Regions from separate parts of the Mus musculus genome. Here region 1 is linked to region 2. The links are chromatin loops, found by intact Hi-C in ENCODE. Cell type or tissue: left cerebral cortex. All regions are shown on one strand. Links, peaks and the distances in the headings refer to the core of each region. The heading gives the core; the rest is flanking DNA. Region 1 overlaps Pou3f2 (POU domain, class 3, transcription factor 2). Region 2 overlaps Gm31145 (a long non-coding RNA gene).

Evidence for each region. Peaks named below come from ENCODE experiments on the same cell type or tissue, not always from the same donor. Only the 100,000 strongest peaks of a DNase experiment are listed, where the experiment ranks them.
Region 1: it touches region 2 in a loop (5-fold over the local background); 4 of 42 quality-filtered maps call a loop at or near these places.

Annotation. Positions count from the first base shown.
Region 1 is chr4:22,471,211-22,482,597 of GRCm38, reverse strand. It overlaps Pou3f2 (POU domain, class 3, transcription factor 2), which reads left to right. Exons shown (of 1, transcript NM_008899.2): 1 at 1-503. Among named protein-coding and RNA genes, the nearest start is that of Pou3f2, 11 kb to the left of the region's middle. In left cerebral cortex, for the core only: a CTCF peak has its summit at 5,462; a DNase peak (open chromatin) is centred at 5,466; H3K4me3 peaks cover 3,436 bases; H3K27ac peaks cover 3,607 bases.
Region 2 is chr4:23,817,365-23,828,751 of GRCm38, reverse strand. The region is part of intron 1 of Gm31145 (a long non-coding RNA gene); the gene reads left to right. Among named protein-coding and RNA genes, the nearest start is that of Gm31145, 12 kb to the left of the region's middle. In left cerebral cortex, for the core only: no CTCF peak of the experiment used is centred there; no DNase peak of the experiment used is centred there.

The DNA of each region.
Region 1 (11,387 bases), core at 1,260-9,259, 1.3 Mb after region 2:
AATTATCATATATGAAAAAGTATGTGAAGGTCATAAGAATGGAATGGCCAAAAATAATATTATGCTTGGTGTTTTTTTTTTAAATACATTCTCAGTTCCCCTGAAGAAATGTTCTTTATGTTTCAGATAGTAGTAGTAAAACTGCCCTCCTCATCCTCTCACCTCCTGCTCCTATAGAGGAGGTCACACACTGTCAGAATTTTCTGGTGAAATGGTTTTGATGGAGACACTCATCTCTCTATCTTATTCCTTCAAAAGTAACCAATAAAACAATACAACAGCAAAGGTGGGTGGCTCTTGCATGTGTTGCTCCCAGCCATGCGTCTCCACTGGCCCTTTAGTTTCCTTATGGAAGCTTGGATGAAATTATCATCTTATTACGCCTCTCTTTGATTTGTCTTTGTTGATTTTTCAATCAATTCATGGAACTGTGCTCTGGATTCTATTAAATTCCTATACAAATTTTAAAATAGGACAGAGAATGGAGTTTGTACGTGGGGGGGGGGGTGGGGGTGGAAAGGAAGGTTGGTTCAGTGAGAATGTCTTTGGTTCTCCTTGTATATTTCAGTGGTAAAGCAAAGGAGTATTTATTTCAAACAAAAGGGGGACCTGCATCAGGAAATACTGAGACTCTTGACAATGTGTCTATTCAGTTGGGGTGTAGATAAATATTTTCTCTTTGGAGAAAGTTTACTTTTTAAAATGGTACAATGATACATAGTTTCTGAAGCCAAAGGTAGCAACAGAGCACTGAGGCCTCTTATGGTTGTTTCCACAACTTGATTCTGGATAGGAAAAACCAAAACAAACAATAAACCAAAAACAACAACAAAAAGAAAACAAAAAAAAGTGGCAGGGGTCTCACAAATTCATGCAATGAATCGGGCCACATTCCCAGAACTTGGGCCAATGTCTTTTCAGTGTCCATTTATATAGAGACAACTACTAGAGTAAAGGAAATAAATGGCTTTCAGCTGCTTCAAGGCTTTGCTTGGGTGTGGAGATAAATAACCAGAATGTTTTCACATTGTTCTAGCATTTTGGGGGAGGAGGGAAACCTACCATTTATCCCCCTCTTTTAAAAAGTTAATCAACTTTACTACTAGTACCTTTCCTCGACCTTAATCACACTGCTGCTTGGCTTAGCTGTTAGAGGTTATTAGAAACAATATCATCCCATCAAAACAGTCTAGTCTCTTATTGTTCCTAGGAATCTGATGTTGGTAACATTAAGATGTATTTCTTTTTTCTAAAAACAACAACAAATGTCTGCTATGTTATTTAATACACCAGTAAAAGTGCATCTATACCTTAAAGTCCATTCTTCTTTTTGAGTTTTTATAGCTCTTTGTCTGGAATGGGGAGGGGCAGGGGAGCTTCCATAAGCGGTTTGTGCCTAAAGAGCTCAGGCTCTAGAAGGGTCTATAGTTGGCCACATATGTCTCTCCCCTGCTTAAGAATTGGGAGTTGTCCTGGGCAGGTGGGTAGGGAGTAAAGGTTCCTACAAAAGATAAATAAATAAAAAGAGATCTCAAGGATTTCGGAAAGACCAGGAGTGTTAGGGCCCTTTCTGAGAAAGCTGGAGGGGAATTTGATTGTTAGGAATTAACTCTCTCTGTGCCACATGCATGCATAAGCAACTTCACTGGGAAGTGAATTGAAACTTGAGATCTTAAAAATCAGGGTCATATGTTTCCCCTCCCCACCAGTGTTTCTTCTGCTTTAGTTGTTGAAAAAGGAAAGGGAAAATTTTTTTTAAGGCTCCATTGACCGAAATACAGGGCCATAGAGTTTGGCAGCACAGTGGGAAAGAGAAAGTTACACAAATTAACCATTGTAAACCTCCAGCTTTGAGGCTCAAACAAATCCATAGGAAGTGTAGAAGCTCCTCCCTCCCCCTGATAAGAAGAAATCTCATTCTGTCAGAGAAATTTTATGTGACCTTTTATGTTCCACAGCATATGATTCTGGAGAGAATTATTTGACATTAATAACTTTTGCTGATGTTGTTTCCCCTAACAAATATTCCTTCGAAGTTCTTACAGTTTTCCTGAGCCTGTCAGGCATCAGGCATCTACTGTGGCTCAAAGGCGGCCTTTGCTGCCTCCCAAGTTAGGAGACCCTGGCAGCTGGCCTTGAGCACGGAAGGAAAAGATGCGAGGGAAGCCGGCCATTCCCTGCACTCCCAAGCCTTGCTGCTGCGGCAAATCTTGAATTTTTCTAATCTCCAAGGGCAGTGAAGCCCTGACCTCCGTGGACAGGGCAGTCGTCGAGATGGACCCCAAGTCTCTCTTCTCAAGGGAGGTCTATAGGGCTGGGCGCCGTCTGGGACGAATGACAGATCAGCCTGCCAGGGCCCGAGGCTAGGGGTGCTGCTTTGAGTACTGATGTATGGGGGCGTATGGCTGTCGCGGGTGGGCAGGGAAATGCAGGCGTCAGAAAACACAGGCACTCTCCACTGGCAGCTTATGGCAGAGCCAGAGGTGCCTGGGTTACAGAGGTCACTGGACATTTAGAGCGAAAAGTGAATCCCCCAACTCTCTGTCCGCCATCCTTGCGTCTTAGACGCGACAAAATCCCAGGGCATCTGCTCGGGAGAAGCAAATGTGAGAGATGGTGGCCCAGAGTAAAATAAGTTGATCTCAACGTCAGACAACGTGCAGACTGGACAAACGGCTCCCTGGGAAGTCATTTGGCCGATTCCTAGCTTTGTGGGGGTTGTACATTGAAGGGGGAACCACCGAAAGTTGGAAAACAAAGTTCTAAACGTGTGCTGCTCCTCCTCTTACTGAACAAACTTTTGATAGTTTCTGGCCTCAGCGGTCAGCCTCCAGTGGAGAGGAACCTTGTCTTCTAAGCGCTAAAGCAAGGAAGAAAAGGGTTCTCCCAAAACCCGGCACTCACTTGTGAGCCTAAAGTCCGAAGTCAGTTCCTAGGAAACCTGTATGGGGGGCGGGGAGAACCCTGGGTACCCTGTGCGAACGAGTCAGAGGGGAGCCTCCAGCAGCTCTCCAAGACTGGAGGCCTGACTTCAGTCTCCTGAGCCGGCCCATTCACTCTTAGGCTGGGTGGATGCTTCCAATCCATCGCCTTTCCCAACCTCCAGAGAGCCTTTACACGTGAGAAGAAACTCTCAAAAGCCTCACAGAAGGGAGTTGGGGGTTCTTTCACCTCTGGGAGGGGAGGCCGCTTGGGACGCGCGGGCATTGGGGGTGGGTGGGGGCGGGGCGGGCTGGAGTACTAAGGGTACCTAAAGCTGCGGGACTTTAGTGGGGGGGACTGCCTGACTGTAGTGGGAAGGCGACCAACCACACTTGCAGGGACTCCCGCGGAGCGCTGGTCTGTGCCGGAGCAGGGCACGGCTCTGCCCCGAGTTCAGGAGCATCCTGGAGATCCAGCCGTGTCTGCCTGTGGTCACTCCCCAGGCCCTGCGGCTATCCGGGGCAGGGTGGTACACAAACAGGGATGCTTCTATTTACTCGCCTCTGCCTGTGGATTTCTAAGACATTCAGCAGGCACAATCATTAAACTAATTTGTATTTGATTGTTTGGGCGGACGGAGGGTAGTTTTATTGCGCTAAGCATTCAAGCAGGCACGCATCGCTGATTACCAGTATACATTAAATAAAGTTGTTTGTACACATTGTCTTACCACATATAGGCAGAGGCTTATTATTCTAATTACTCTAATTAGTGCATTGAAATGTTTTCTACTTGATTTGAGGAGACAGTGATTACTTCTATTACTTCTTTTAGCTCGTATTTTATGGAAAACTATTGATGCATGCTCAAATTACTTTATTTGCCCCTCGAATATAAGGCTGACCCAAACCCAGTGAACTGCACCGCCCTTATGGGGCCCCAACTTTGATGTGGGCCTCGGCTTGGAAGAGGCAGCTCTCCTATTTGTTGGTTTCCTCCTTCAAGCTCAGTGTTCTCCCAAGGCCAGGCCCAGTCCCCTATCCCAGATGCGCACCCGGGTCTCGGACCCACGGACCGAGTAGGGCATGCGGATCCTAAACCTTCTTGGATGCAGCGACTCTGACCTGCTGGCCTTCCAGTTTCTTAGGCGCGATTTACTTTTAAAAGACTCCCTTAAGCATATTTCCCGTGCATCTACTTCCGAAGCTTTAACGTGACTATTAAATTGATAAGATCAGCTCATCAAACATACTATTTCGATAGGGTGTTGTAATTAAAACCTTAATCCTGTTTGAGACTCTTTTTTTCCCTTTAAATTCCTTTTTCTTAGGGAAGGGGTACAAAGTTCACTATAAAAAAGTATTATAACAGGGAGATTAATTCGTTATCTAAATAACAATCTTTGCTATTGATCCAATGCACTTTTCGCCACCTTTTGTGTTAGTTCCGTAAGCCCTTAAAAAGGAGAATCTGACAAAGCAAAAGATTTGGACCGAACTCGCAAGGCTACGATCTTCTTGGGAGAGCTAGGAGTCTGAGGCTCTCTCCTCTCACCACAGCGGGGGAAGCAGCCCAAGAGTGTCCCTGCTGCCCTGAATGTGCCAATGGGGCAAAGAAGTGCTGATGCCCGCGGCCGGCTCCTCAAAGTCCTCTCCCCTGGCAGAAGGAGGTCTGCTCAGTCTCTGGGTAAATACTCCACTGGTTCTGATTTTACTTTTAATATTTAAACTCGGATTATCGTGTCTCTAAATGCGCGTTCCTAACCTTTGAGGGTGGCTGAGATGTAATAAACACTGGCGGGCAGCAGCTCAGCTTCTGCTGGCCAAGGCTGCCGCCTCCCGCTCCGCCCGCCCTTGGGCCCCAGTCCCCCCACCCCCTACCAGCGGCCCTCCGCCTCCCCCCCCCCCCCCCCTGGCAGCGACGGCCGCGCGGGAACGAAATCAGCGCCTCCCGGCAGCTGACGGCTGAGCATCCAGGGCTCCTGCAGGCGGGGGAGGCCGCCCTTTATCCCAGCTGAAGAGTCCTCGCGGGCTGCAGGAGGAGACGCGCAACCCCGCGGTGGCCCTGAGGAGGAGGAGAGAGCCAGGTTTCCTGGAAGCAGCGACCTCCGGACGTGGGAGAAGGCATCAAGGGGCGCGGGGGACCGCAGAATGAACAAGGTCGCTAGTCTAGGTGGGGGTGGGGTGGGAGTGGGAAGTGAAGACCCTGCCCAAATATAAGCCTCCTTTAAAAGAGGTCAAGGGCCTCTGAGAAACCGGAGACTTTCTAAAGCAAAGAGGCCCGTTTGCTCCCAAGTCAGTTCACAAGAGATTTTCCTCAGTTGTAAGTTTACCTCCCCCCCCACCCCCCAACACCCTCCTTTGGCCTCTCTAACAAAGTCTTCTTCCCCCATGTCCAGACTTGTTATGAAACAAAGTCTCCCAGGATAGTTTAACAGGAGAATAAAGGACACCCTAGACCCCCTCCCCAGTACATCTGCTCTCACCCCAAGATTGCAGCCTTTAGCCGAATGGAACTTTGGCGCCCCAAAGTGGCATCCACTTGCAACTACTCGTGATTTTACAGTCTGATCCGTTCAAAAGTTGAGTTTCAGACTGGAATGTGCTTCTCCCCACTCTCTCTGCATGCTTGGCCTCATTCCTCCTAGAAAAGGTTATGAAGGTGACCCCACGCGCATGACTCATACAAAGGTTTCCAAATGTCCAGTCTGGGCTCCTTAGCAGAGGTTTGAAGTTTCACTGGAGAGGACAGAACATTTTATACTAAAAGTTACCGCAACAAAGATGAGAAGGAAGAGATGTACCCCAATATTTTGCTCCTACAAACTTATCTGTCAAAATCAAGTATTACGTGCATCAGAGAACTCTCAGCTTCTCGTAGGAATCAAAAGCAGAGAATCAAGTTGGAAGCCACGGTTAATGACGAATGTAGCATTTTAACCAAGTCAAAATTTGACCTCGAACATCTTTTTATACAGAAGGCTTGTTCAGTTTCGAGTTTAAAGGTGATTTTATTTAAGGCGTTCGCTTGAACAGAGACACATTTGTGAAAGAACCGTTGAAGTGGGGGAAAACATCCACTTCCCAAATTCCTAAAAGAGCTCTCAGTCTGCTTCCTTCGGAGCCAGTAAGTTAGTCCGTTTCCCACACTGTGTGCCGTTTTCACCACTTACTCTGCCTTTACCCCAGGTCACGTCAGGAGGGGACATGCATACACAGGAACTGCAGGCAGCTCAAACTTGTGGTTACTGGATTGGATAGGCTTGAGCGACAGCACCTCAGCCCTCCTCCACCCCTTCCCCCTCCCCATAGTTATCAGCCAACAAACATCTGAGAAGCCCTGTGGTACTTCCAAATCCATTTCTTCATGTGCAGGCTGTGCATAATAGCGCTTCTTTAAATTTTCCAGTAGCATTTATATAACATACATGGAAGCACAAAATAAAATGGAAGTCTCATATAGAAAGTGGTCATTTCAAACTCTAGTGAGGCCTCTGCTGTGAGGGCCCAGCAAGAAATCCCTTCAACCTAAAAATAAGGCTACACATCTTTGCATCTACTGGCATAGGAGGAGGAAATGTGGAGATAGCCATCTCAATTTTCATATATGGGGACACTCTACTGATTCTGACTACTTAGACCACCATCCACTAGACTTGCTTTTACAATGCCTAAGCTTGAGGTTGTGGTTAACACCATTATTAGAACCACCAGCGCCGGACTCTAGTAACTGTAACAAATGTGGCTACTCTATTATTATTCTAGGGAGAACTAGCTTGCTACTCTGCAAACCATTCCATTTCTTTATGCCAGCCAACTTAACTTTAACTGCACACTTCTCTGGTATCTTTTATTGCAGCCTGAATCAGTTATGAAAAGAACTCTGGGTTTATACACGCAAAACCAACCCAATGCAAGCAGCAGCACTGACCGCAACAACAGCTTAAACACTGTGGACACTGCTGATGGGTCACACTCTGCTCTCTGGGTTTGGATCACACAGGAGCCCTCAGCCTACTGTGTTCTAAACGGGGAGCCTTGGGAGGTACTGTTCTACTCAGGAACCAGGCCCTGCTCCCCAGGGACCCCTGTATGGAGCAAAGGGGAGAAGTCCCTGCTGCCACTGGGAAAGAGAGACGGTGGTCTGAGACAGTTCTTCCCTCCTGGCAGCACAGTCCCAGGAGCCAGAAGGTTTTTGTGCTGGTTGCAAGTGGCTGAGAAAAGTCTTGAGCAAGGCCTTTTGTTGGTCCCTGGAATGGTTGTGGGTGGCCAAGAGGGATCTGCACAAGCTTCTATGCCAGCATTCTAGGGCAAAAGTGAATGAAGGCTTTTCTCCTGTTAGAGGTTTAGCCAGTGGGTCCTGAATCCTCCACATGCTTGTGGTAGGTGTGCTGAGCCAGATAGACTCTTCTCTCCTTATGTGGAAAGCCTAGATCAGGGGACCTGTCCACTCTAACTCCCATCCCCGGGGGGAACAGATGGAACTCCGTGTCAGCATCATCCAGCGCTCTTGGTGATGACCAAACCACTTGGACGAGACCCAGAAGCAGCCCTGGCAGGAAGAGCTCGGTGTCCTATCAGCTCCCAAAACACAAGAACCCCAGCTTGCATCCTAGCCAGTGTTCCTCGGTTCTAGGTCACTAAATAAGGGGTCAGAGGAGAGAAGGGTGGCTGTGACGTCTAAGGCCTCAATAGCAACCCATCTTCAGTGGACGGAGGATGGTAGGCAGGAATCGGGAGTTTTTGAAGTATTTAGAGCCAACATGACCTAAAGCCTGCTCACTAGACATAGGTTGAATTTGTAGGGGAAAGATCAGATCATCAGTCCTAAGGAGAGCAGGACATACCTGCAATTGTGTTAGAGCCTCTTAACTAACAAGAGTGCTCCATCAAGGCATGGGTGATGTAGGCACACACCCCATCATGCATGACCTAAAGGACAGTTTGGGACTCTTAGTTGAAATAATCAAAGACAGAAGGGGGGGGTGACTCTAAGCATGGTTTACACAAGGAAACAAATGAAACAGGATAAGGACCACACTTTATAGGTGTGGCTAGGATAGGAGGCAGCCGGCCCACTGTGAGGCAGGAAAGCGGAAGGAGAGAGTGAGTACGGTTCTCACAAACCAGGAATTGCACTTTAAGGCTGCTGGGGAGAGTGCCTAGAGTCAACTGCTAGAGGGCTTAAGGAAGTTTTAATTAGATTTAAAAGGCAATTAGGAGTCATAGCAGAGGGAAGATTCAATGAAAATAACACTTTGGGGGAAAAAAAGAGCTGGCATAGTGTACAGGGTGGTGGTTATGAGTTGTAAGTGTGACAGAAGCCAGACTAGCCAGGAAATAGGTAGGCAAGGCCCACTGGAGTCTATGTGGTCAGCCAAGGAAGTCTTAAAGAGGGTGAATGTGGTGTAATAGTGGTGCTACAGTAGCTGTAGGGGCTAAAAATAGAGAAAATAGAAAGGAGAGACCATGCCCTCATTTGGATGAATTAAATGGAAAGAGGTGAGGAGAGGAGGAGGAGGGAGGGGGGAGAGGGGAAGGGGGAGGGGGGAGGAAGAAAACAACAAGAAGACAAAAAATTTAGAGAATTTTTCAGTTTTGGATGTTAGCTCCCCCCACCCTCCCCACCTTCATTTCCTCTCCCAACTTCATTCTCCTCTCCCCACACTATCTACCTACTCACAAAACACAACACACATACAGCACCACACACACACACACACACACACACACACCTACACACACACTGAAGCCATTGAGACAACATGGTTTTACTACCATCCTTTGAAACCACTCAAAGGCTGACACGAACCAAAATAACAATTTTAATTCAAGGATAATCTATTATATACCTACTATGCTGGCTGCAGTCCTAAGTCGTGTTTCTGTGACTAAGAAAATTTAAAGGAAAGAAAAAAAAGGAGCATTACTAGAAGACATAGTTTCCCTACCCATCATATAGAAAAAACTCCACCAAAGAACTTCAGCTGACATCCTCATAATTTCCTACAATGCAAGCTTGATGCTCACCACTTTTCTTTAATATATCTTCTGTCTTATCTTCTTCCAATTGTTTTTATTAAAGAGTCATCTGGGCATAATATTGTAGTCCAAACTACTTGAGAGGCCAATGAAGGAAGATCCTTTGAGACCGAGAGCTGAGACCAGTCTGGACAACATAAGACAATTCCCTTCCCACTTCCACACATTGAAAGCTTAAAAAGTTTATTTTAAAAGAAATATGGATACACTGTAACATTTTCTTATAAAAATATGTCCAGCTAACTAAAGCTATAAGGGTTAGACTTAAGAATTCATTTGTTTTTATTTACTACTATTCTCAATTAATGCACAAAAACCCTGTGCAAGATATTCAGTTTCTTGAAGAATGGTCTACTAGAATTTTTGAATTAGGAAAGAAATTCAACAAAGGCTAGCTGAATATAAGTGTACCAATATCTTATTGATGCAGGATGTGAGAAAAGTTTAAAGGTTTGTTTGTTTGTTTGTTTTCTATAGTGATCAACAAGATAGGAATGTCCACTCTTACCACTGCTATTCAGCATAAGATGGTAATTTCTAACTTAGAACAATTAGGTAAAAAAAAAAAAAAAACCTATTCAAATTAGGAATGAAGAAGCTAAATTGTCTGCAAATGATATGATCTTATTCAGAGAAAACCTAGACTCCATTGGAAAGCTATTAGAGGTAGAAACTGATGTAAATAAAGTTGAAAGATATAAAATTATTATACAAAAAAGTAACATTTCTATACACTGAGAAAAAAATGATCAAAAGTCAGGTGAAATTAAGAAGACAATGGAATAAAATATTTAGGAATTAGGAAGAAAGAAAGAAAGAAAGAAAGAAAGAAAGAAAGAAAGAAAGAAAGAAAGAAAGAAAGAAAGAAGGAAGGAAGGAGAGAGAGAGAGAGAGAGAGAGAGAGAGAGAGAGAGAGAGAGAGAGAGAGAGAGAGAAAGGAAGGAAGAATTAGCTGAGAAGGTGAAAGATCTAACTGAAAGCTTATGATACTGGTTTTTCAAAATGAAGAAATTACAAATAAATGAAAATAGTTCACATGTTGGAAGAACTGATATAGTTGAAGTAAGCACATTATCTAAAGAAATCTCCAAATTAATTAATCTCCCATCAGAATTCCAATGACATTTTAATGGGAGAAAATCCAATTGGAACCAAAAGAGATTCCAAACAGCCAAAGTAATTTTTTCAATAATTTTTTAATTTACAAAAATCACATTCCATCTCCCTCCTCCCCTCCCAGGCCTGCCCTTGCAAATCCCTCCTCCATTCCACCCCCTTCTCCTCAGAGAAAGGTAAGCTCCTTCCCCACCTCCCCTGGGTACAACCAGACCTCGGGAAATGTAGTCCTAGCAGGACTAAGTACATCCTTTCCCCCTGAGCCCAACCAGGCAATCCAGATCAGGGAAGGGAATCCAACAAAAACAGACAGACACAAACCCTGCTTCAGTTGTTAGGGGACCCATATGAAGACCAAGCTCTAGGGGGGGCTAGGTCCAGCCCCTGCATGCTCTTTTGTTGGTGATTCAGTCTCTGTGAGGCCCCACTGACCCAGGTTAGCTGACTCTGTAGTGGTGTCCTTGACCATTCCCAACTGAAGCGGTTTTGAGGAAACAAAACAAAACAAAACAAAACAAAACAAAACAAAACAAAACATTTGAGGGATCATACTATGCGGCTTCAAAATCAGCTCCCAAACTATGTTATTGAAAATAGAATGGCACTCATATAAAAACAGGTATATAGACTAATAAAATAAGATAGGGAGCCATGAAATAAGCCTATTTACAGCCAATTAATCTTTGACAAGATTATCAAAAACACAATAGGGAAAAACAGCATTTTCAATAAGTGATGTCTAGAAAATGAAATATCCACACACAGAAGAATGAAATGAAATCCTCCTTTCTCTCTATAGTTACATTGCTTATACACTCCACTTTGTGGGGCATGAGAACTCAGAGCTTCACACAGCGAGGCAAGGACTCTTCTGCTGAACTGCATCCCAAGCCTGGATCACATATAAAATCAGAAACAGTTCATACTACTAAAATAAAACACATGGAGCTTCTTGATGTTTTTCTTGATGATATTTAAAAAACATGAGCACAAAAGCAGTCAAACAAAGCAAAAACAGACAAATGGCATTGCATGGAAGGACAAAGCTCTTCCATGGCAAGGGAATAACTCATTTATTGAAAAGACGAATGTTTGATAAGAGGAAAATATATAAAACATAAATCTAGTAAGGGGTTAAAATGTAAGGTAAATAAGAAGTTCACCCAGTAGTAAGGAAATGTTAGATAGCTTGATTTATTTTTAATGGACAAAGGACCCAAAGAGAAGAAAGGACATAATTGACCAGCAGGTGTATGAAAAAACATTCAGTCATAGATTGACAAGAAAATACAAACCATAGGTTTCGAT
Region 2 (11,387 bases), core at 1,741-9,740:
GCCAGTGTACATAAAATTCTTATAACAGCATATAGGCAACATAGTTAATACACTGTTAGCATTGTCATTGTATTATGATAACTGCTATTGCGTAGCCTAAATCTCCACATTGCTTGGTATAATACCCTGGTGTTAATTAAGCACAATTAAAACAAAAGACATGGCTAAAACGTTTGAGTATTATTATACATAATAATGGATCTATTTGTTATTAACATGTCCTTAAATCATATAAACAAAGGGGGTTTTCTTTATCCAAATATCATAAGTAGTCACTGCCCGGGAGAACAGCATTCCTAGATTCTTTGTTATCCACCTTTCAGCCCACCAGCTATATTTAATAGCTATTCAGGCATCAAACTTGAAAAAAGTGTTATATAAGTGAATCATGCAACAGAATTTAGATGAATTAAATTTTGGGTTCATCTGAAAAATATTTATGTATGATATTCATTGATACTTCTATAAATGGATAAATTGTAAAGTTGGGCTTTGTGAATTCAGATAACATGCCAGCATAATAGAGATAATCTCTCAATTTTTTTTTTTAAAAGGCAAAACAAAGATCTTTAGAAAGACTAAGTCATTGTTCTGAGTTTGTTAGCACAGGCAATGTGGCGATTTAGGCTACTGTTTCCCCATCGTATGCTTTAAATGTCTTTCTTCCTAGGTTTTACATGTGATTTTCTTCCTTTCTCGAGAGCTGTGAGTTTCTCCAATCCTCAGGATCCAGTGTGATATCTATTGTCAGCATGTGAGTTGCTGCTTATAAGAAACAGGGATCTCTCTTGTATTTTAGGATTTGAGACAGCATACTGAAGGAAACTGCAAATAAAGCTTATGTCAGGATGAGTAACAGTAAAATTGTAAGCTCATTCATAATACAGAAGTGTATAGAGAATATCAAAGACTTATCCATTTCTGTCTTAGAAATAAAGAAATCAGTCAGATATAGTCCTTTCCCTTATATAGGGGTGAAACTGGACACAATGGAATTAAATTATTAGAAATTACAAACAAACTTCAATGTACTTTCCTTCTTCTTGCTCTTGGATTTTCCTGGGGAGTTCAAGGAACACTAACTTTCAACATCTCATAATGTTCTTACCTTATAAACACTTGAGTGCAAGTAAACAATAATTATTATTGATCTTATAATACACTATGGAAGTACTAAGCGTTATTTAAAGTTTTATGGGAACTAGAGGGACTAGAGAGTATCATCTTAATTATAATGCTTAGATTATGTATGTTAACTGTTTTTTATTTTGCAAAATAAAGGGAAGTTAATAGAGAAGGCAATAGTGTAGCATGATGCCCTAATTTATAATCCTTTATACGTGACAAAGTATGAAATCAATTGGGCTATTTTATAGCAGGAAATTGGTTTGATTGCAAGAGGGGCTAGATCATAATTGATGACGACAAATTATTTTTATTTTTATTGTCAAAAGCACTGGTATATATTGCTTATATAGTTAAACATTTATTTAACTTATCTTGGTCTCAGACTTAGAAATAGTGATGCTTGCTTTTGGTCCCTGCAAAACTCTTGCTTTTTCTCTGGGAAGTACAACCCGACTGCTTTTTCACCCTCCCTCTCTTCCCTCCCCTTTTCTTGAAGTGCTTCTTTTGTTTGTCTCCATTACACCAGCACGAAGGGACACAGTGTTTCTGCACAGTGGGAGTTGGCAATCTCAGAAGAGGCTTTTCCAGCACTGCTTTTTAGACTGAAATCATTACAATCTTCAATAGCTACTTGGATTAAAAAAAAAAAGACAGAAACTAGCACATTATTATTCTCAAAACCATCTCAATGTAAAAAGAGGCTATTTGCTTGGTTCTCTCCCAGGTTTCCTCCCTCCCTCCCTCTCCCTCCCCAGCTCATCTTGCTTCTTTTTCTTCTAGATGTGTTTCCTTCACACCTAAGTTTGGTTTGCATGGTCCTGATCCACTAATTCTATTCAAACTGAGTCTACAAATGCATTCTTTTTCTTGGTTCTGAATATTTTTACACTGCTATGCAAAAAAAAAAAAAAAAGACCTATATCTTTCACTTATTGGTATTTGATTTTTATCTTTAAGAATGTAAAATTTATTAGCACTGACCCAAGTAATGCCTTCAAACCCAGAAAATTAGCGTGTTTTCCACTTGTCGGGAAGTGGTCTTAACAATAACTTTCAAAAATTTGTAACTAGGTGAGAATTCTTTTTCATGAATTTTCATGTATCAAACTCTAATCTCCTGTTTTTCTGAAGGTACCTCAGTGCCTACTTTCATCACTAGTAGCATTTGTTTGTACACATGCTCACAAGTGACCTGAAGTACACAGAAGAGGCTCAGGGTATGAGATGCTGCTGGCAATGCCTTCACCCCATGAAAGGGATTAGCGTATATGAACACATAATATTTCCAACAGAGGTTTGTAGTGTTGTCTTGTAATTTATTTGTTCTCTTCAAGTGAGCATAACTATGAATAATGAAAGGGAATAGCCTGAATAAAAGAGAGTAATTTATGTACTTTATCAAACCTGCACAACCAATTTATATCCCAGAAAGCAACTTGATGTATGTGTATTCAAATAAAATAAAAATAATTTTTTTGTTGCTAAGTATGGAAAACACTAAGAAAGGGAAAACAAAACAAGCATGTATAATTTGTTATCTATGCTTTTTATTTACATATCTTTTAAAATAATAATTTAGTGAAAAGTCATAGAGTATATTTGGTTCCATTTGAACCTACAGTGTTCCCTGACTCCATCATAGAATCTTCCCAGAAGATGTCAGCAAAGCTATTCTATCCTTCTCTAGTCACAGGGCTTAGACAGTAACCACCTGAGAGGGTGTTTTTTAATTAGTATTTTGTTAGTACTATTTATATACTTTATAATTAGTTGATTCCATTTATTTCTTTAGAATTTAATTTTGTTTCTTCAACTTATATCACACACACACACACAAAAAAAATGCAAGTTTACCTAAAACATGAGCAATATTGCTCAGCAGCCTTTTTTTTTTTCCTGACAAAGTTTGGTCTGTACTTCAGGGTGTAGCTTAAGAGATACTTTTCTATGAACCACTATCCCCCTCTCTACTGTCTTGGGTTTCTATCAGCCTCTTTTGTAGTCCTGTGGCCATGCATTTGCTTTCTGAGGTGCACATTAAGCATTCTTCTGTAACATCAGCATTTATGGAGCATAACTCTCCTGATGTTTTAAATGCCTTAAGGATCTCCGTGTTGTGTTTTTGCTCCTTTAAAGACCCCCCTCCCACCCATTTCTACTTTGTATGCTGAGACTTGTTAAATGCTTGACGGAAAAATAGAAACTGACTGTGGTTTAAAATCTCTTCTGTGTAACACATCTTATGTTTGTCTATGCATTAGAAATACAAGAATCATTGAATCAACAATAAGAGAAAGATATAGGAATGAATCTTTACTTATTATAGTCTTCAAATCAATATATGTATATTTATACATGCACCCACTAATATGAAAGCATTATAGATAAAATTCTAATATTAAAAGAGTCATGAAAACGTAGGCATAAATTGCATTTCTTATGTTCTGTCAATAGAACTATAATGTGAAATAGAGTGGAGTTCAGTTTTAGTATTGCACCTGCAAATTATAGCTCTTCAAAATGCACCAGTTGCTCAAAAGGTTATGAATGATGTCATTTGCATCCACACAGGGAAAGATTCTTGCCTGACTTTTCAGATCTGTTTACAGAGATCCAAAATATTCTGCCTATTTGTTTATCTAAAATATGTTTCTTTGTGAATGCCAGAAAGGAATTGCTACTGTAATCCCAGGTATCAATTTGCTTCCGGTAGGATATTGCCTTATGATCCCTGCTAGGTATCCTTTTATTTTTTTATAATCCCAAGCCCTAGAGGCATCATTTCAGCCTAAGTCAGTGATTTAGAGGCTCTCTTGCTTTTATTTATAAATGTGTATGCTGTAAAAAGTTATATAGCTCAGAATATAATGAAAACTGCTTGCAAAATTTTGCTTTGAAAAATCACAAACATGTCCTCATAAATATAGGTTCATCCCAGCCATGCATTTTCAAAATATTAGATAACTACCTCCCTCACAGGTTTGTTCTGCATTCAGAACTATGTTAGCATTTGAGACTCTGGCTATTGGTGTTTCACACAACACATTGTATTTATTAGTATGTGTGTTACCTAATTTCCCAGTCGTCTTTTCTTTCTGAACAAGCTCTAGTCAAATATTAAGACTAAAACTGAGCACCTTGGGCTAAGCATATAATACAATGAATGATGCTGGCCTTGGATTACTGGGTGGAACAGAACTGAGTTATGAGAAAGGTTGACAGGAATTAAATGTTATTAAGGATCTAGAACACACACACACACACACACACACACACACACACACACCCACACACACACCACACACACACACACACACACACACACACACACACACACACACATATTTCAATACCTATGGTATTTCATGGAACAGCTTCTATTTATGTCAGGTTACAAGTTGAATGCTTGGCTGTTTCCTTGGTTGGGAGCTTTAATTTTCAAATATCACTTCAATGTTATAAGTGACAGAGAATGTCCAGGTAAGAAAGAAAAAAGGCTGAGGACAGTGGGATGGTAGAAGAAGAAAAAGAAGAAGAAGAAGAAGAAGAAGAAGAAGAAGAAGAAGAAGAAGAAGAAGAAGAAGAAGAAGAAGAAGAAGAAGAAGAAGAAGAAGAAGAAGAAAAGAAAGGCAGAATAAAGAAAAGGGGTGGAAAGTAAAAGGGTAAAAAGCTCCAATAAATTATTTTTAAACATACTTTTTGGTTAATGATAGGTTAAATAAGACCTACTGTTTTGATTTAAATATATTAATTTCAATGGATGTACTCATGCTGACATAATAGAAGTGTTTTAAGGTAATGAATCATTATTTTAAAGGTCACCAATTGGATTTCTTCACCTGAATAATTTTCCACCTGCCATTCTGCAGGTGGATGGTTTCACACATGCAGCTCGTTGGCTTGGGAAGCGGCCTGGGTGTTGCCAAGCTTTTAGCTGGAAACAAACACACTTTCAAGTCCCAAGGTCTGTGGCTAATCCTTGTCACTCAGATTTTTGGATGTTAGTCATTAAAACTTAGTTTTTTTTTCTTTCACAAATTTCAAGGAAAATATAATGAAAACAGCCAGCTTTCTATTGGTGTTTGATAATTTCCTCTGTACCTTCTGTATTTACACCCTTTTGCCCCTCCAACTCCTCCAACCACTCCTGTGTCCTTTCTTTTAAATTCATGACTTCTTTAATAATTATTGCTACACATAAATAATATGTACTATAAATAGAGTGTTTTAAGTCTAGTTTTGCTTGTATGTATTTAAGGTTTATCATTTGAGATTGGATCACATCAGGAACTCACCCTAGAGGATACTGATTTTTTTCCTCTCTCAGCTATTAATTGCCTATAGTCCTTCATCAAGGGATGGGTCCCTGTGAGATTTTCTCTATCTAGATTCATACTTCAACCAGTGTTGTCATTATATGTGGCTAGTCACATGACCTTACATTTGAGATTCCACTGGTACAGCTTTACTGTACATAGAAGTACATAGAAGACATTATGTCACAATAGGAATGATTTTCTTCCTGCCTTTACAATCTTCTACTCCTTCTTCCAGGATGTTTCCTGAGCCTTAAGCTTAGAGGTTACATTGTAAATACAGCAATTGGGCTTGGGTACCTCACAGTTTATTTTTCTTTTGGAATTGGCTAGTTGTGGATTTCCATGAGTTTCTATCTTCTGCAGATAGAATCATCTCTGCTGACATTTAGGGAGATATACTTATTTGTGCGTACAAAGATACGTTTTTAGGAATGGGGTTAGAAAAGTATACTTGTTTTAAGTTAGAACATGGCACTAGGTTTTCTTCTAGCATCTAAGGTCTCATCAGCAAAGGTCAGTTGGCTAGATTTGCAATAGCAGGCATGAACCCCTTCCCAGTGAACACACCTTAACTCCAATTATGTGCCATTATTTATCACTGAGATGTAAGTGCCACTACTGCACTGCTTGGGAAATATTTACTACAGTGTTGGGCATTGCTGAAGTCTGAGGGCTTTACCTTTGGGAAGAAATATTGGTTGTTTCTCTCCTTTATCAGATGGCACCATATTTTCATACCCTGAGAGCTAGTCCTCAGAGAGTAGGCTTCCATGTCAGCTCCAGCTCAGTCACTCCAAGCACTACCTACAAAGTGTGGCAACAACATAGTCTATACTATTCTGCTTTCCTGTTGCACTTGACCAGCAAACAGAGGGGAAGTTTTCCCATGCCTAGAAAAAAATGCATTTTTCTTTGCCTATTGTTCTTGGGGAATGAATTATCACCCAAGTGGTATAGCTTCTTAAGTATAGCATTTTTCTTTGCCTATTATTCTTAGGGAATCTATTATCAACTAAGTGGTAATCTATTATCACCCATAGCTTCTTATGTACAAATACACACACACACACACACACACACACACACACACACACACACACACACACAGTTTCTCCATGTAGTCCTGGCTGTCCAAAAGCTCACTTTGTAAATCTGACTGGCCTTAAACTCAGATATCTGCCTGCATCTGCCTCCATAATATTGAAATTAAAGGTATGTGCCACCAATGCCCTGCTACATATGTCTTTTAAAGTAAACATAATATAGGATGTTTTCCTATTCCATTTTCAAACTTCTTTTATGTTTTATTATCCCTCCTCATTCTATCTCCATTCATATTTGACTTCTCCCTTCCCCACTAAAGCAGCACACATTTTCTCCATCTACTTCCAAATAACACACATGTCCTACTATTCTGCCGCCTAGGTGCCCCACACACCTCCACATATCCTCATTTTGTGGTTCACTCCCAGTTTAATTCCAAAGATTCAGAACTAGTAGACAACTTTCTACATTTGTCTTTCTGTGTCTATGCTACTTCACTCAATATAATATTTTATAATTTCACCAATTTACCTGGAACTTTCATTTTCTTGAAGCTTAATATAACCCTGTTGCATGCATGTACTGAATTTCCATCTCCATTTATTAGTTGGAGGGCATTTAGGTTATTTCCATTTCCTAGATAGTGTGAATACAGTGGCAATGAGCATGCAAATATTTATTAAAATGTCAAGTCTTCTGGGAATATGCGGAGGAGTAGGTCACATGGTAGATCTTTTATTTGGGGGGGAAAAATTATCCATATTGATTTTCAAAGTGGCAGTATCAGTTTTCAGTACTACCATTAGTGAATGGAGGTTCTTCTTTCCCTACATTCCTGACAGCATACGTTATTAATTTTTGCTTCTTTGGTTTGCTTTGTTTTGTTTTCTATCTATTATATCTCTGGCACAATGAATCTCTCTCAAATTAGTTTTAACTTGCATCTTCCAAGAGATGGGAGGCCTTAGGGAGTTCAGTGGTCTGGTTGGATGGGGAGTCAGGAGTGGGGACGTCCTGGTGAAGAAAGGGGTGTGGGGAGGAGGTATGGGATGTGGAACAGTAGGAAGATAGGTGGAGCATGGATAAAAAAATCTAGAGTGTAAAAAAAAAAAGACACAAAAAAGAATTGGACACATTTAAAGATGTTTATTCTCATTTTATTTTGTCATTTGAGAGCTTTAGATTTGGACTAACTGCAGTTTTTAATTGAATCATTTGTTTCCCTGGATTCCATTTTTCTTCTTTTATATATTCTGGATAACAGTCCTCAAAGATTCCTCCTGACTCTGGGCTAAGCTTTTGCTATTCAGAAATACTTGCGTTTTTGATGTCCCTTTTGTCGATTGTTGACCATATTCCTGTGATGAGTTGGGCAACACATTGCCTCCAGAAATTAGGGATTATTCGGGTTCAAGTTGGCACAAAATCTTGTGCTGGTGTAAGTGGGTGGAATCAAAGGAAAGAGAGTTCTATATAGTGAGCTTCAACTTAAAGGAAGCTTATGTTGATTATAGAATTACTATGCATATTATAAGGTAGGATGTTTAAAAAACATTGAGTCACGAAGTCTTATTTTGAGAAACTAAGAAATAAAGCATCTTACTTATTAGAATAAATGAGAAGGAAAACTATATGAGTATATTGCTACATCCTTTCAGACTCATGTAAGAGGCCATGCAGATGATGATTTTTGAAGCCCAAACGTCTTGTGAAACTCTTTTGGATGTGTACACAATCTCTAGATATTAGGCATAGGCTATGTCTAGCTGAGCACTTAAAGATCCCGTGGCAGACTATAGCCAGACAAAGAAAATTCAGAACAGACTTGGAGGTAGACTTTAGAAGGATACGGAGCACAATTGAAGAAAATGGGTACGTAGTTCATCCAGTTTTTAAGACACATGATGTAGCTGTTCAAGACATCATTTAGTGTGAGAACAGAGGCAGATACGGCTCTAAAAATGAATTTTTTGTTTTATTTGTTTGCTCATTTATTGTCTCACCAATCCAGTAAAATCAAAGTTTCATTAATATTTCATGTCTGTTCTTTGTCACTTAATATAATATCTGAGTATCTGAGGTTTAGGAAAAAGCAAGAAAAGATTTTATTTCAGCCCAAGAGGAGCTTGAAATATAGAGAAATGTACTGGTAGTTTGTATCTTACCTAATATTAATGATCTGGGCATATTGGAGCTGTAGGATCCTGAATGCAATAGTAAGCTCTTGAGGAAAAAAAAAAAAACTGCACCAATCAATAGCTTGTTTTACTGTAAAAATCCTTCTGGGCTTAAAATTTTGTTTTCTTGTATTATAATAGAAACCCTGAAGAGCAAGAAGGAGGGCTAATCAAAGAAATAGCAGGAGGAAGCATATGTGTCCCAGTGCAGGAGGGTCTCTATCGGGGGCATTATATTTTCCACACAGAAAGCTATTTAACAAGATTTTCTTTTTATTTCAATAGCATTATTGCAAGATTGCTTTAATAAAGATTTTTCTAGCAATCAAATGAGTTCATCAACATATCCTAAAAGAGAAAAGTGATTGTTTACACAGATTGCGTGTGTGTATGTCTATGTGTGTGTGTGTGTGCATTGTGTCATTAATTTCTCTTAATGTGTTACTTGAATACTGAGAAAATATTCATCCAATATCCTGTGTAATGACTATTTGTTATGTGTTCTGTATGTCAGTAATAGTATTTTGTATGTAACTACTAAAATCTGTTATCTTAAAATGTTAACCTGGAGGGCATCATCCTGAGTGAGGTAACCCAATTACAAAGGAACTCTCACAATATGTACTCACTGATAAGTGGATATTAGCCCAGAAACTTAGGATACCCAAGATATAAGACATAATTTGCTAAACACATTAAACTCAAGAGAACGAAGACCAAAGTGTGGACACTTTGCCCCTTCTTAGAGTAGGAAACAAAACACCCATGGAAGGAGTTACAGAGACAAAATTTGGAAGTGTGACGAAAGGATGGACCATCTAGACACTGCCATATCCAGAGATCCATCCCATGATCAGTTTCCAAACGCTGACACCATTGCATACACTAGCAAGATTTTGCTGAAAGGACCCAGATATAGCTCTCTCTTGTGAGACTATGCCAGGGCCTAGCAAACACAGAAGTGGATGCTCACAGTCAGCTATTGAATGGACCACAGGGCCCCCGATGGAGGAACTAGAGAAAGCACCCAAGGAACTAAAGGGAACTGTAACACTATAGGTGGAACAACAATATGAACTAACCAGTACCCCGGAGCTCTTGTCTCTAGCTGCATATGTATCAAAAGATGGCCTAGTCGGCCATCTGCAAAGAGAGGCCCATTGGACTTGCAAACTTTATATGCCCCAGTACAGGGGAACGCCAGGGCCAAAAAGGGGGAGTGGGTGGGTAGGGTAGTGGGGGTAGGTGGGTATGGGGGACTTTTGGTATAGCATTGGAAATGTAAATGAGCTAAATATCTAATAAAAAATGGAAAAAAAACTTTACAAACCAAAAAAAATGTTAATGTGACTGTGACGTAAATTGTTAATAATCTAATTTTATAGATACAGATTGTGGCTATCTGCCTTTCTTTTCTTTTAGAATAACTTCACTGTGAAAAGCAAGCACATATGGTTAATGATACAAGTTTTCAGCATTGCAACATTGAAAGAAGTGACTTAATTAATTATGTTTATTTTTGGTTCTTTCAGAAGAAATAGAAGTTGATAGGCGTTAGCAAACAAACATCAGGAGGATACTTAATAAGAAAATAATGAAAGACAGTTGTACATAAACCATAATTGGCAGGAGGGAAGGAAAGGTATAAAGTAGATTCATGATCAGATGTGAAGAAGGAAACTCCAAATACAAAGGTTTTCAATACATGGAAATTGTTGAATGTAGTAGACTCTCACCTGGTGTTTTCCTACTTCTCCGTTCCAGGTTCTCAAGTATACCTCATCCTCTCTGTAGAGCTTTCTATGTCAGCTCTCCAGTGCTTCCTGATCAAATGTAACACTCACCTTACATGTGACATCTAGAGTAGTATGCACTTAGGATGACTTTCCTGAAAAATTACAATCTGAACAACATAACCAGAACACTATTACAATGCTTGAAAGGACATAATATTGGATATACTTGTATATTTTTCCCAATAAATACTCAATTTACTTATTAACTGTACATCCTGATCATGGCTCCTCCTCTTGTCAGCTCCCCCATAAATAGTTATTTTTTAGTATTCTGCCCACAAGACTGCTAGATCCTTAAAGATGGAGGCCATGTTAAACTTCTCTATAGTATTCTCACCCGTTCTAATGTTAGTGCTTCAATAGATTTAAATGAGAACAGAATAGAGAAAATGATGAAGTTAAAGCTCTTGGAAAATGTTAATTAAAACTTTAAGAAATATCATAAATTCCTAATAATATTACAAGTACTCTATAATATACTCATATATGTTCAAAAGGATAATTGTAATCATTTGCCTGGATATTTCCTGTACAAAAAGGTCTTCTTAGATATGTTAGGAGTGATTGTAAGTGGAACCATATAGAAGAGGATATTAGATATTCAGTATCATCAATAAATATTGATTATATGTATACAACCCTTTGAAGAAACATTTGTTTACCTAAACTAGAGCCAGATGTGTAAGGCAGAACATAACTGATCTGTCAATACCTATATATACATATTTGCATTTTCAAATTGATGACACCAAGCTGACAAATAGCTATTAGTTATAATAAAAGAGGCAAGAAACTTACTAGGATTTCATAAGTGGCTTTAAGTACAGAAATAGAGATAGGATTAGAGACAGAGTAAAATAACATCTAGGTTTCCCTGTCCAAAATGGTTTTAGTCAATCGTCAGTCCTAGGGATTTTCCAAGG